Linked DNA regions of Homo sapiens: region 1 is linked to region 2. A link is an interaction called in ENCODE POLR2A ChIA-PET data of the cell type or tissue named here. Cell type or tissue: PC-9. All regions are shown on one strand. Links, peaks and the distances in the headings refer to the core of each region. The heading gives the core; the rest is flanking DNA.

What was found. Peaks named below come from ENCODE experiments on the same cell type or tissue, not always from the same donor. Only the 100,000 strongest peaks of a DNase experiment are listed, where the experiment ranks them.
Region 1: POLR2A ChIA-PET joins it to region 2 with 7 read pairs; 3 of 35 experiments call an interaction of 5 or more read pairs at or near these places.

What each region holds. Positions count from the first base shown.
Region 1 is chr7:100,778,771-100,786,336 of GRCh38, reverse strand. ZAN (zonadhesin) reads right to left here. Exons shown (of 48, transcript NM_003386.3): 35 at 6,587-6,891; 36 at 1,503-1,714; 37 at 196-340. Among named protein-coding and RNA genes, the nearest start is that of EPHB4, 45 kb to the left of the region's middle. RefSeq lists an enhancer at 1,113-1,612. In PC-9, for the core only: no CTCF peak of the experiment used is centred there; no DNase peak of the experiment used is centred there.
Region 2 is chr7:100,541,349-100,548,914 of GRCh38, reverse strand. It overlaps AGFG2 (ArfGAP with FG repeats 2), which reads right to left. Exons shown (of 12, transcript NM_006076.5): 2 at 1-93. LOC124901708 (a long non-coding RNA gene) reads left to right here and starts at 2,419. Exons shown (of 2, transcript XR_007060453.1): 1 at 2,419-2,507; 2 at 5,283-5,448. RefSeq lists a silencer at 6,708-6,797. In PC-9, for the core only: no CTCF peak of the experiment used is centred there; DNase peaks (open chromatin) are centred at 2,564, 3,094 and 3,724; H3K4me3 peaks cover 2,101 bases; H3K27ac peaks cover 4,000 bases.

The DNA.
Region 1 (7,566 bases), core at 1,409-5,408, 240 kb before region 2:
GGGATCAGGACCTGGCACATGGCCACAGAGTTAGCAAGAGCTAAACTGGAGGCCAGGCCTCCTGATCCAGTCGCCCGCCCCAACCCCTGACTGTGCTGGGGTTCAGGCTAAGCCCCTTCCCACCCTGCCTCTTCCTCCACCTCCGCCCTGGCCACAGGTGCTCCCCTCTCCAACCTCCCCGGTCGCTCCCCTTACTGTCTGAGACACAATTGCTGTTGCTGTTGTCGGAAGTGAGCTGGCAGTGGGACCCAGAGGGGCATCGGAAGTCCCCGCACTGAATGGCTCCTCCCGTGCAGACACACTTCTCCGTGCAACCGCTGGAGACCCAGCTCTTGCCCAGCTGTAGAAGTTACAGGAAGAGAAAGAGAGTGAGGAGGGGGCTGGGCGCGGCGGCTCACGCCTGTAATCCCAACACTTTGGGAGGCCGAGACGGGTGGATCACCTGAGGTCAGGAGTTTGTGACGAGCCCAGCCAACATGGTGAAACCCTGTCTCTACTAAAAATACAAAAATTAGCCAGGTGTGGTAGCACACACTTGTAATCCCAGCTACTCAAGAGGCTGAGGCAGGAGAATTGCTTGAACCCAGGAGGCAGAGGTTGCAGTGAGCCAAGATCGCACCACTGCATTCCAGCCTGGGCAACAGAGCGAGACTCTGTCTCAAGAAAAAAAAAAAAAAGAGTGAAGAGGGGAGGGCCAGTTCTCCTTCCTCTTGCCCCAGCAGCCTGGCCCACCATCTAAATGGCTTAATTGATGCTGGCCAGAGGCAGCCACAGTGTCATTTGGTCATCCAAAAGACAACTGTGCAGGCCAAGTGTGGTGGCTCACACCTGTAATCTTAGTACTTTGGGAGGCCAAGGCGGGCAGATCACTTGAGGTCAGGAGTTCGAGACCAGCCTGGCCAACATGGTGAAACCCAATCTCTACTAAAAATTCAAAAATTAGCAGGCTGTGGTGGCGCTTGCCTGTAATCCCAGCTACACAGGAGACTGAGGCAGGAGAATGGCTTGAACCCAGGAGGCAGAGATTGCAGTGCGCAGAGATTATGCCACTGCACTCTAGCCTGCTGGATAATAGAGGGAGACTCCGTCTCAAAAAAAAAAAAAAAAAAAAAAGGCACTGTGTTTGTGCTTGGTGACTTACATATGTTGTGCAGGAGGTACTACTGAACCCATTTTACAGATGAGGAAACGGATATAACAGAGGTCATCTGACTCATCAGTGGCACCATCAGGATTCAATCCTAGGTTAGGCTGAAATGAGCCCATGGTCTTTCCACTATACCATGCCATGTGCTGCTTGTTTGGATTCCTCAGATCCAAAACCCAAACCATGTGCCATCAGCCCAGACCTGGCTGGAGATCAATGTGCCACTCACACCAGCCTTCACACCCCCGGGCCAGCTGTAAGTCATGGGTATCCCAGGCTGAGAGAGGCAGAGAAAAGGAGAAAGCACTGCCCTCAAGCTGTGTTGCCTCCAGTCCCATTTCCCATGCCCACTCACAGGGATGGAGCCACCATGGGCATCCTTGCAGCCACACTGACTTCTGGGGACACACTTGTCTTCACTCAGCACATAGCCGGGCTGACAAATGCAGCCCTCAGCGCAGGCAGAGGGGACTTTGGCGCCCTCACACCGGCCATCCAGGTCCCAGCAGGAGGGTGAGCAGGAGGGAAGGCAGTTGGTGTAGCTGCTGTAGGCAGGGCATTCCAGAGCTGTGGGTGAAGGAGACAGTGGGTCAGTGGAGAGGGTCACAGGGGGCCAAGGTGGGCAGGGGCTGTACAAACCAAGCTATGGGTGGATGACCAACAAGGCTTGGGGAGCTTTTTTTGTTCTTTTGTTATTCATTCAGCAAACATTTACTGAGTATGGGTTATGTGCCAGGCTTTGGGGGAAAGCAAGGAAAAAGCGGCTGGGCATGGTGGCTCACGCCTGTAATCCCAGCACTTTGGGAGGCTGAGGTGGGTGGATCACAAGGTCAGGAGATCGAGACCATCCTGGCCATCATGGTGAAACCCCATCTCTACTAAAAATACAACAATTAGCCAAGCGTGGTGGTGGGCGCCTGTAGTCCCAGCTACTCAGGAGGCTGAGGCAGGAGAATCACTTGAACCTGGGAGGCAGAGGTTGCATTGAGCCAAGATCACACCACTGCACTCCAGCCTGGGCAACAGAGTGAGACTGTCTCAAAAAAAAAAAAAAAAAAAGGAACAAGAATGGCTCTCCCAAGCCAGCATGAAGGACGGTGGTCAAACAGCAACGGCAGCAGGACCTTGATGTGTATGATCAGTAGGTGTGTTGACAGCAAGAGCATACAAGGCATGATGGAGGCACAGAGCAGGGAGGTATTAATTCTGTTGGGGGAGTTAAAGAAAGGCCCTTAAGCAAAAATAGTGTGAACAAATGGAAATGCATACCATGTTCATGGATAAGAAGGTTCAGCAACATGGTGATGTTAGTTCTGCCTCAGTGAATGTACACATTTAATGTGATCTCAATAAAATATACATATATATATATGTATATATATATGTGTGTATATATATATATGTGTATATATATATATATATATATTTTTTTTTTTTTTTTTTTTTTTTTTTTTTTGCGGGGGACGGGCAGGGACGGAGTCTCTCTCTGACACCCAGGAATGATCTTGGCTCACTGCAGCCTCTGCCTCCCTGGTTCCAGAGATTCTCCTACTTCAGCCTCCCAGGTAGCTGGGATTACAGGCATGTGCCACCATGCCTGGCTAATTTTTGTATTTTTAGTAGAGATGGGGTTTCACCATGTTGGCCAGGCTGGTCTCAAACTCCTGACCTCAGGTGATCCTCCCACCTTGGCCTCCCAAAGTGCTAGGATTACAGGCATGAGCCACCACACCCAGCCACCAAAAGTATTTTATATATGTGTGTGCTTTTAATAGGACAAGATGATTTCAAAGTTGAGCTGAAGACATAAGCAAACCAGAAAAGCCAGGAACTCCCTAAAAAAAAGAGCCATCAGTAGTGAATGGCCCTCCATAAGTCGTTTATTTTGTTTTATTTTATTTATTCATTTATTTATTTTTTTGAGATAGAGTTTCGCTCTTTCCGCCCTGGCTGGAGTGCAATGGCACAATCTCAGCTCACTGCAACCTCCACCTCCCAGGTTCAAGCAATTCTCCTTTCTCAGCCTCCTGAGTAGCTGGGATTACAGGCACATACTAGCACGCCCAGCTATTTTTTGTATTTTTAGTAGAGATGGGGTTTTGCCATGTTGGCCAGGCTGGTCTCAAACTCCTGACCTCAGGTGATCCGCCCACCTCGGCCTCCCAAAGTGCTGGGATTACAGGCGTAAGCCACAGCGCCCAGCCCAAAGCTCATTTTAAATTTTCAGTGATTACGACTTTGTGTTACTGCTACATGCAAATACAGATGGACCGACAGAACAGAGGAGAAAGCTCAGATATGGATCCAAATATATATGGGAATTTAGTATATGATAAATTGTGGTATCTCAGTCCCTGCGCAAAGACAGACTAGTCATTTAATAATATTGGAACAGCTGGCTAGCCTTCTGGAGAAAAACAAAAACAAAGTTGATTCATACCTCATTTTACACATCAGGATAAATCTTCATGGGTCAAAAACTTAAATACACACACACACACACACACAAAAAAAACCCACTTAAATATAAAAAAATGAAACCATAAAAGTTCTAGAGCAGGCCGGACACGGTGGCTCACGCCTGTAACCCCAGCACTTGGGGAGGACGAGGCGGGCAGATCACTTGAGGCCAGGAGTTTGAGACCAGCCTGGCCAACATGGTGAAACCCCATCTCTACTAAAAATACAAAAAAATTATCCAGGCATGGTGGTGGGTGCCTGTAATCCCAGCTACTCGGAAGGCTGAGGCAGGAGAATCGCTTGAACCCAGGAGGCAGAGGTTGCAGTGATCCGGGATCGTGCCACTGCAGCCTGGGCCACAGAGTGAGACTCTGTCTCAAACAAACAAAATTTCTAGAGCAAAGAATCAGCAAACTCTTTTGTAGCTTCTGTGGGGCTAGCATTTATAGCTATTGCTCAAGATGCAGAAGACATAAAACAAGATTAATATATTTGACCCCATAAAAATTTTTGTCCTGCATGGCAAAAAAAAAAAAAGTCAAAAGATGAAAACAAAAAGGACTGGAAAACTTTGTGTAACTCAGAGCACTAATAAAGGTCTACTTTCCATAACAGATAAAGGACTTCCATGAAATAGTTCAGTAAAGACCAACGACTCAATGGAAAAATGGTGACTGGATAAGAGCAGATAGTTTACAGAAAGGGAAATTCAAAGGGTTCCTAAGTACATGAAAAAATGTCCAATCTCACTCATAATAAAAACTCAAATTAAGTCTTGTTATTTTTCATGACCAGGTGCAGTGGCTCATGCCTGTAATCCTAGCACTTTGGGAGGCTTGAGGCAGGTGGATCACCTGAGGTGAGGAGTTCAAGACCAGCCTGGCCAATATGGTGAAACCCCGTCTCTACTAAAAATACAAAAATTAGCTGGGTGTGGTGGCACATGCCAGTAATCCCAGCTACTCGGAGGCTGAGGCAGGAGATTCACTGGAACCTGGGAGGCAGAGGTCACAGTGAGCCGAGATCATAGACTCCAGCCTGAGCTACAAAGTGAGACTCAAAAAAAAAAAAAAAAAAGTATAGCAATGTCAAATAAAAACTCAGGCTTATAGCTTCTTTCAAAAAAAAAAATCAGAGGATCTGGTCACACTGGACCCACAGTGATGCCCAGCAGCTGTGGGGCAGCTGAGCAGCGGCCCCCTTCTGCACGGGACCTGTGTGCTGCTTTCACCCTGACCCTTCAGCCAGCTCAGGCTGCTGTGCTCATGTTGCCTCCACTGGCCCTGAGAAGCTCTGCAGCACCCCCTGCACCTCTGCTTTGCTCCTGGAACGCGAGAGTGTTTTAAAGAAAAATAAACTTTCTTGGCCGGTTGAGATGTCTCACGTCTGTAATCCCAGCACTTTGGGAGGCCAAGGCAGGCAGATCACAAGGTCAAGAGATCGAGACCAACCTGGCCAACATGGTGAAACCCTGTCTCTACTAAAAATACAAAAATTACCTGGGTGTGGTGGTGCGTGCCTGCAGTCCCAGCTACTTGGGAGGCTGAGGCAGGAGAATCTCTTGAACCCAGAAGGTGGAAGTTGCAGTGAGCCAAGGTCACACCACTGCACTCCAGCCTGGTGACAGAGCGAGATTCTGTCTCAAAAAATATATATAAAATAAAAAAATAAATAAAATAAACCTTCTTATGAAACACTGGCAAAAAAATAATAAGACGTTGTTTTTCAATTCTCAGATTGGCAAAACTCCAAAAGCACAGAGCATATAGTTTTCTTGTCTTTTGTTTTTTTAATTTTTTTGTAGCGATGCGGGGGTCTCATTATATTGCCCAGGTTGGTCTCAAACTCCTGGCCTCAAGCAATCCTCCCTTCTTGGACTCCCAAAGTGCTTGGATTACGGGTGTCAGTCACTGCACCCAGCCACGAATATAAATTTGAATTTGTTTATATATGCATAAATAAGTGGTCTTGGGAAAAATACTGAGACATGAACCAGGCCCATGGGGTGAGGGTGGGAGGGAGACGGTACACTGGTATCTTTTTTTGTTTTTTGGGGAGAATTTTTTTTTTTCTGAGAGTCTCACTCTGTCACCCAGACTTGAGTGCAGGGATGCAATCACAGTTCACTGCCGGGCTCAAGTGATCCTCCCACCTCACCCCCACAAGTAGCTGGGACCACAGGCATGCACCACCATACCCAGCTAGTTTGGTAATTTTTTGTAGAGATTGGGTCTCACTATGTTGCCCAGGCTGGTCTCGAACTCCTGGTTTCAAGCAATCCACCCACCTCAGCCTCCCAAATTGCTGAGATTATAGGCATGAGCCATCACACCCAACCTACTGGGTATCTTTTAATACTTTAAAAGTATTTTAAATTTTTTAATACTTTATACGTTTTTGAATCCTGCAAATGTGTTACCTATTAAAAAAAACTCTATTGAATTCCTGTTTTAAATTGTAAAAGTTTCTGGCGTTATATAGTAGTGATGGTTGCACAACTTTATCAAGATACTAAAAGACACTTTTTTTTTTTTTTGAGATGGAGTGTTGCTCTTTTTGCCCAGGCTGGAGTGCAACGGCGCGATCTCGGCTCACTACAACCTCCGCCTCCCAGGTTCAAGCAATTCTCCTGCCTCAGCCTCCCGAGTAGCTGGGATTACAGGCATGTGCCACCACACCCGGCTAATTTTGTATTTTTAGTAGGATGGGGTTTCACCATGTTGGCCAGGCTGGTCTCGAACTCCTGACCTCAGGTGATCCACCCACCTTGGCCTCCCCAAGTGCTGGGATTATAGGCGTGAGCCACCACACCCAGCAAAAAAAATTTTATATAAAAATTAAAAAATAGTCCTTGTCAAAGAAACAATGAGGGCTGAGTTAGTCAGGAACGAACAGGAAGGAGAGTGAGGGAGCTCTCAGGGAAGCAGAGAGGGAAAGGGGGTTTGGGAGGGGTTTGGGGTGACAGCAGGGCACACTCACGGCAGAAGCTGCTGTTTCTCCAGAGTGGGGGCTTGAGCCCCTGGCTCTGGCAGGTGGCCCCGAAGGCTTGCAGAGCCTGGCAGAGGGCCTGGTAGAGACCTCCGAACTCACAGAGGGTGTTTGCACAGTCCACCAGGAAGGGCGTGAGGTCTATGCGGGAGGCGCACTGGGCCCACACAGGAGCCCGGAGCGCTGCCTCGCACTTTTCCCGCGCCCTGCGGAGGTCGGCCGCCCTGCAGTTTCCACTCGGGTTCTCCTGCTGTTCCGCTGGAATCTGCTGCTCATCTACCAGGAGACTCTGACAACTGGGAAGGGAAAAGAATCAGCCTAGGGACAGCCGTCCCCCTACTATGACACAAAATTTTTTTTTCTTTAGGGGGAGTCTTGCTCTGTCACCCAGGCTGGAGTGCAATGCAACAGTCTCAGCTCACTGCAACCTCTGCCTTCCCTCCCATGTTCAAGCGATTCTCCTGTCTCACTCAGCCTTCCGAGTTGCTGAGACTACAGGCACCCACCACCACGCCCGACCAATTTTTTTTTTTTTTTTGGAGACAGAGTCTCACTCTGTCACCCAGGCTGGAGTGCAGTAGTGCAATCTTGGCTCACTGAGACCTCCGCCTCCCGGGTTCAAGCGATTCTCCTGCCTCAGCCTCCCGAGTAGCCGGGATTACAGCCACCCGGCACCATGCCTAGCTAATTTTTGGTTTTGGTTTATCTGGAGACAAGGTCCCACTGTATCGCCCAGGCTGGAGTTCAGTGGTGTGATCTTGGCTCACTGCAACCTCTACGTCTCAGGTTAAAGCGATTCTCCTGCCTTAGCCTTTTGAGTAGCTGGGATTACAGGCACCCGCCACCATGACCGGCTAGTTTTTGTATTTTTAATAGAGACGAGGTTTCACCATGTTGGCAAGGCTGGTCTTGAACTCCTGGCCTCAAGTGATCCACCCGCCTCGGCCTCGCGAAGTGCTGAGATATCAGGC
Region 2 (7,566 bases), core at 1,244-5,243:
TCATTTCCACGGGATTGCAGGAATACTACTTCAGGCTCAGTGAAAGTTGTCATGGAGATTGACTTGACACGATGAGGGGGGTTCAGCCCTCTCCTATGGGAGAGAAACAGGAAGAAAGAGAAGTATAATGCAGTTAGCATGGCAGGCTGTTCATGGGAGGAGGAGGAGGAGGGAGAAAGGGTGAAAGAATAGCATATAAACTAAGCTCAGATAGAACCCCCCCATCTGAAGCTACTTCCTAATTCCAGGAAAGAAGGGAAATATTTGGAATATTTTGGAGATATTAGAAGTCTCCAAAGAGAGGCCAGGCACAGTGACTCACACCTGTAATCCCAGCACTTTAGAAGGCCGAGGCAGGCAGCTCACTTGAGGCCAGGAGTTCGAGACCAGCCTGGCCAATATGGTGAAAACCTGTCTCTACTAAAAATACAAAAATTAGCCGGGCATGGTAGTGCACGCCTGTAATCTCAGCTACTCAGGAGGCTAAGGCACAAGTATCGCTTGAACCTGGGAGGCAGAGGCTACAGTGAGCCAAAATCACCCCACTGCACTCCATCCTGGGCAACAGCAAGACTCTGTCCCCACTCCCACCACCCCCCTCCAACCCCCAAAAAAAAGAATCTCCAAAGAGACAGGGAAGAGAGAGTCAGGAACATCCTGTGATCCCAGTAGTTCTGGAGAGGAAAGGTAGAGCCTGCCCATCCAGAAGCCTCCTCTAGCCTGGCTCAGATCCCAGTAGTTTCAGTGTTCAGCCTGTAGGCCGAGGGGGGTACTTCTGGGAACTCAGACACGTGACCACTTCCCACTTCCTACTTTATCATTGTTTTAGACCTACAGCCCATCCCCAAGGTCCCAGGGCCCACAAAAACACAAATCCTTCAAGCATGAGGGAAGGCAAAAATGAAGGCCCAGTACTATTCTTGATAACACTAACAAAAACAGGATATGGTGACAAAAAACAGTCTCTAGCCCAGCTGGTCCTCCTTGTGTCTACAAAGAAGGGTGGAGTGGTGGTGGGATGGAGAGGGTCCCTCTCTTTCAGGAAGCCATCTCTAGGAAAAGAAATATTTGATTTTCTTATTTCTGTATCTCTCAATAAAGCAGGAAGAAGTCAAGTTCAACCATGAGCTATAAGGCTGGCATGGGCGAGGAATATGTAACCTGTGGCAATGCTTTTGTGCCTCCTCTGTATGTTCTGTTAACTCCCTGGGAATCCAGTTCTGCCTCCAGGAACCCTGTGGAGATTATAAGAGAAGAGAAGGCTTCCTTGTCCCCACTCAACTGGTCTCAGGAGTGTTCTAATACAGGAAACTTGGGGCTAAGCCAGGCAGGGCTTCATAGGTTCCCCTGTCCTTGCACCTTAAGTATTATTCTGGTCTAGGTCTACTACCCTCACTGGATTAAACAAAACTGCCCAAACCAAAACAAGCTAGATCCTGGGACAGGAGGGAAGCAGTCTCAGCAGATGAGGCCTCTTCAGACTTTTACTCTCATGGAAAAAAAAAAAATGGCCAAATCGAGTTGCTCAAATAAAAATCCAGAATAGGGTCCTGGCTGACATCCTCAGGAAGCGCAAAGGGGGAAAAAGAGACAAAAATATTTAACAGATGAAAATCCTGAAAATTCACAAAGAAGGTGGGGAAAACATACATTCACACTAACAGGTGCACACACAGAATCCAAGTGCTCCTGCCAAGTCTGGGAGAACAGCAGCGAGGTGTAAGCAAAAGCAGCGGTGGTGGGGGTGGGGGGCAGGGAGTGGGCGGACTCAGTACAGAGTGAACAGTAAGGGCGGCCACCCTGCGGATGATAAATTACTCATTATGGGATTTTAACAAAGGACAGGACACTGGAGGCTCCAGTTGACGCTGTTTGCAGCAATTCTGCTGCTAGACCTTTAGGTATAAAGGGTCTCAAAAATGCTCTTATAAAAGACAAGCAATATCAAAGAGGACTGATGCCCCCAAGGAAAGATAAGCTCAGGGAAAAACGAAAGCAAGGCTTTGTTACTACATATCAAACAATAGCTCTTAAGCTTGGTCTGCCCCGAAGACTGTCTTCCGATCACATTTCAGAGATAGTCCATTCTCTCTCCTAAGGCCTCTCTTGCTAATGGCTTGGTTTGGTTTTGCTTTTAATTCTAGCCAGCCTGCTTTTAGACTTTCTCACCTTAACCACTAGGCCCTTCCCCTTCAGAATGTCAGGGCTTTCTGAAGTCTAGCCAGACCTCATTGTCCCTGTGATCTCAAAGGTCTTCTCCTTCACCTCCTACAAACAAAATTTACTTTGCCAAAACACAAGGCATTATGGGAGGCACTGTGGGGGATACAAAAATTATAGGACAGAGTTATCTTATCACCAGGAGCTCACAAGAAGAACCCAGGAAGCCTGGACAAAGGTACTTCTTACTGCAGTAGGGTGCTATTCAGTCAGGCACTGATGGATCAGGGAGAACGTGACTCCAGGATGCAGCAGTTGCGGAAGGAAGAGAAACAGTCATGGGGAAGGTAAAATGTATTATGTTTACACTAGAAAAACAGATTCTAAGCCTATCACAAAAAGGTCATTGACATTTCCTGAATGGATAACCAGGAACTGTTAGCGAACTGTAAACAGGGAGGTATGCTTCCTTGTTAGGGGGAGGAGGCAGGACTCAACCCAGGCATCAATCAAAATGGGATGCTTAGAACAGAACTTATGGTTGAGCCTGGACTAAAAGAGTTTATTTTTGGTGGGGGTGGCGGGCGGGGGGGGCGGCAGACGTGACAGGATGATGGGAAGGCAGAGAAAATAAGAAATGATTTAGGTGCTTTGGGCCAAATGAATCTGATGGAACAGGATGTTTCCATAGCACAGTACAAAAAGCATTGCTCTGACCTTGATGTCTGTAGACTGGATTTTGTACAACCAGAGCCACAGTCTGGGGGCAGGGAGAATTCTCTACAAGGCAACACTGCAGCCTAGGAAGGGGGCCTAGTTACATGGCCTATGAGTCAGAGTTTTTCTTTCTGAATCACAGAGAGGCCACTGCTGGCCAAAAGAAGCAATTTAGAAACGAGAGCCCCCTTCCTCCTGGTAGCTAAAACCATGTGGCCTAGGTGTGCTGCATTTCACTGGGTACACACCAGGGTCATGCAGCGGACCAGATGTGAGTCACTGGCCTGGAATTAAACAGGCCCAGCTCTCCCACTTGCACCCAGCTCCCCAACATAACTCTCAGGTTCCTCCCAAAAGAGGTAATCACAGCAAATTCATTCTGGTATTTCTAACCAGGAAGTGCTGGGGAGGAACAGAGATCAATTTATTTTCTCAGAATAGAGTAAGTTTTTCCAATGGAAAGTACATTATTACTAGGACTCAAGCCTCCAGCCAGTCAGGTTGTCTTTATCCACTTCAGTTTCTTTTTCACAGGGCACCTAAAGGGCATATGAAGTATTCTGAATTATTTGGCAGCTGAAGCCACTTGTATGTGTAGCTGCTAACAACTGCCCAGTCCTCTCTCTTTCCCTCCCTCCCGTCTCCTCTCTGATTCCATTAGGCATAGTACTATTTCCACAAATACCACACCTTTTGTTTTTCTGTGATCATCACCCTCATGCTGGCCCATATTTTTGCTTCTATCTTGCTTCATAAAAGCATCAAACCTGCTCAGCTGCTCAGATAAGAAAGTTCTGCCAGGTCAACAATGGAAAAAAACCAGTTCCACCCAGCACCCAAGTTCTTTTTCATTTGTGCCAAATTTGGACTTGGGAAATCCTTGCCTTTGAACAATTGTGTTCAGATTCATACACCCCAGATCGTGTTTCTTTGCTCTGGGATTTCACTCCTCTGCTTCTGAACAGGATACAACTAAACCAGTTTAGCTCTTATCTTGGATGCAAACATCACCATGAAGAGTCCCTGTTAGGAACTTTTAATAGTCCCTAAGAGGAAGGCTCTCCTATTACCCTGCTCCAGGGTCAATTTCACTAATTTTAGGAACCCTCTTCCTGATCTAAATTCTGCTTCAACCCATTTCCTTTGTTCCTCCTCAGCAGCAATGATAAACAGCTGTCCTGTTGATTAGAGCCAGGTAGACTCCTGATAGCATCCAGCCGCCCTTCCCTTTAGGCTCAACCTCAATCTTTTTTACATGTCTCCCTCTGCCCTCACCTCTCTCATCCCCACCCCCCCGCCCACCACCCCACGTCGAGCTTTTTCTCATCCCTTTAGTAATTTATCACTTCCTTCGGGGCTTTTCAAGTGGTTCATGCACCCCTTATGAAACAGCACCTACATCTGTAATTTAGTGAGAGACTCTGTCCACCTCTGCCCAGCAGAGGTCAACATGAAAGGTGACAGAGGAGGGGATGGAGGGATGGGACTAAAACAGGGGCAAGGTACATGTGTACCTCTCCAACCCAGACAGATGGAAAAGTACTGAATTATTGAAGAACATACTGTACCTTTCCTCCCATGGAGATTAAAATGCTTCAACTAAGAACCACCAGCAAGCCCGACAGGGAAAGTAAGGCACAAGGAGGGCAGGAACTTGTCACAAATAAAGAGCTGTCAAGTGCATTCTTGACACCCAGCCCAGAGCTCTGCCCACCTTAATTCTGACTCCTGTGATCACAGTAAAGTTGGGCAGAAATAGAAGAGATAAGTGTCTATTACAAACACCTGAAGAACGATGGATTGAAGATGGACCCAAACAGCCACATCAAGGAAATATGTCATACTTTGCTGAAAAAACTGGGTGTCAAAGTTAGCGTCCATCCTTGTGTCAATGAGATCTCAGGCCTCAACATCCATTTTCTTTCTGAGGAACAGTGGTTCATTCACAGACGCATTCAGGCAAACCAGAACAAGAAAGAACATTTAAAGCACTGCTTTGCAAATAGATGCTTTTTAGCAGCAATTTTTACCACGTCTTAAGATTCAAATGACAGATTCATCCTCCAAGAATTAGAAATGTAACTAAACAAACAAGCATATGTGTATGTTGGGGAAATTAAACAGATCCACATCTAGGTTAAGGAAATTAGGTACTGGAAGAAAACCAAATGAATAAAACTAGGTCAGGTGTGGGACCTACAATTGTGGCAGTATGTATGTAAATTTAGGAACAGCAGAAACTAGCAGCCTTTCTCTCAACCCCTCACACCAACGCTGTAGGTTTTTGCTACAGCTGAGAAAATATTTCTCATTAAAAAAGAGAGAACAAGAATGAGTTCATACATGCAGGGATGCAGGCAGAGTCATACCCACCCACCAATATTAAAATGTGTGTTTTTCTTCAGATCTTAGGAAATTCAACTTTGGCTGGAACCATCAACTTTGCTACATCGGCCAATCCAACCAGCTGGGAATTCTAGTAATTTTGCTCACTGCCCCCAGACGACTCTATCCCCTTATGAAGGAGACATATTTGTAACCCACTGAACAGAAAACTGGCCTTTAAAATAATGTCATCCTGCTGTCTCCTTTCTGTGGCTACGGTGCTAATGTGGTATTTCAATTTCTTCCCTCAATATCCTCTTCATTTTAACAAAGAATATTTCTTCTCGAGGCCAGGCACAGTGGCTCACGCCTGTAATCCCAGCACTTTGGGAGGCCAAGGCAGGTGGATCACCTGAGGTCAGGAGTTTGAGACCAGCCTGGCCAACATGGTGAAACCCCGTCTCTACTAAAAATACAAAAATTAGCTGGGCGTGGTGGTGTGCACATGTAATCCCAGCTACCTGGGGAGGCTGAGGCAGGAGAATCGCTTGAAACCAGGAGGTGGAGGTTGCAGTGAGCCAAGATCGGACCACTGCACTCCAGCCTGGGCGACAGAGCGAGACTCCATCTCAAAAAAAAAAATTAATAATAATATTTCTTCTCTTTGCATCATACCTCAGTTTGGTATCACTCTAACCCACAGAGCTTCATTTTACTTCATAGCTTTTAGCAATACAGAACGATTTCTTTATAGTCCATGGCTTCCACTAGGATGTCAGCTCCGTGAAAATGGGAACTTATCACTACTGTATCTCCAGTACCTAAAACAGTGTCTGGCGCTTGATAGGCACTGAATAAGTTCGTGTTGACTGACCGAATGAATAAACATGCAGGCTGTCAGCCGACCACAATTTTCACTTCCCACCAACACCAAACCCTAATCTACAGGTAATCAATCATGGGGATTTAAGATGCTAATTGGTCTCCGTGCCACCATGGAGCCATGCCTCCAGAAATAAGCATCCCCTGCCTCACATTCTGCCTTACAGCCCACCTGCCAGCTCCCACTCCTTCCCACAGCATATCAAAGGGACACAGGTAATACTGTGTTAAGACCCCTTTACAAGGATTATATGCCTTGCCCTTGTCATGCTAATTATAGGGAAACTCCAGCTTTCTTGCAGAGTTTCTCCTGAAATTTCTCACTCTCAACATACCTTCAATTCAGCTTCATTTACTGGCCTAACCTCTTGATCTTTCATTTCACTCTCATTTCCTACTAACAAAGGGTTGGTCTAGCTTCTCATTTCCCAAACACCAAAATATGCTCTCTAAATCCTCCTCTGTGAGAATCACTCCCTGGTTTAGTCTCATAATGCTTTACCAAAAAGCTAAGCAGGCTGGGTGCCGTGGCTCACGCCTGTAATCCCAGCACTTTGGGAGGCGAGGCGGGCGGATCACTTGAGATCAGGAGTTCGAGACCAGCCTGACCAACATGGCAAAACCCCGTCTCTACTAAAAATACAAACATTAGCCAGATGTGGTAGCGCGTGCCTGTAGTCTCAGCTACTCAGGAGGCTGAGGCAAGAGAATTGCTTAAACCCAGGAGGCAGGGGTTGCAATGAGCCGAGATCGCGCCATTGCACTCCAGCCTAAGCAACAGAGTGAGACTCCATCTCAAAAAAAGAAAAAAGAAACCAGGTTTTTAACGTGTCCCAGATACCTTAGCTTTCTTTGTGTCCTGATTGAGGGGTATTATAAGGGAAATGTTATCTGTGGGACACTTTAACAAAGATCTACAAAATAATGATAACAATGTCAGCACTTCCCAGTTACTCAATTTTATCCATCAGTTTCATCCTTCTGCTTCTCATAGCAGGATCTTCAGGAATCAGCTCTTTCTCTTTCTACTTTACCCTATACATACTCCTTTTTTTTTTTTTTTTGTGAGACAGAGTCTCGCTCTGCGACCCAGACTGGAGAGTGCAGTGGTGCGATCTCGGCTCATTGCAACCTCCACCTCTTGGGTTCAAGCAATTCTCTTGCCTCAGCCTCCTAAGTAGCTGGGATTACAGGCACCTGCCACCATGCCTGGCTAATTTTTGTATTTTTAGTAAGAGATGAGATTTCGCCATGTTGGCCAGGCTGGTCTCGAAACTCCTGACCTCAAGTGATCTGCTCACCTTGGCCTCCTATACATACTGAGCCACCGAGCCCGACCCCTATACATACTCCTAAACGTTGCTCAATCTCTCCCCAGAGTTCTTCACCCACTCTCGAGTCTCTATCCTCTTGCTTCATTTCAGTCCATCTCAGTTTATGACACATTACTGTTTGGGTTCTCAATCATTATCCCAAGAGCCA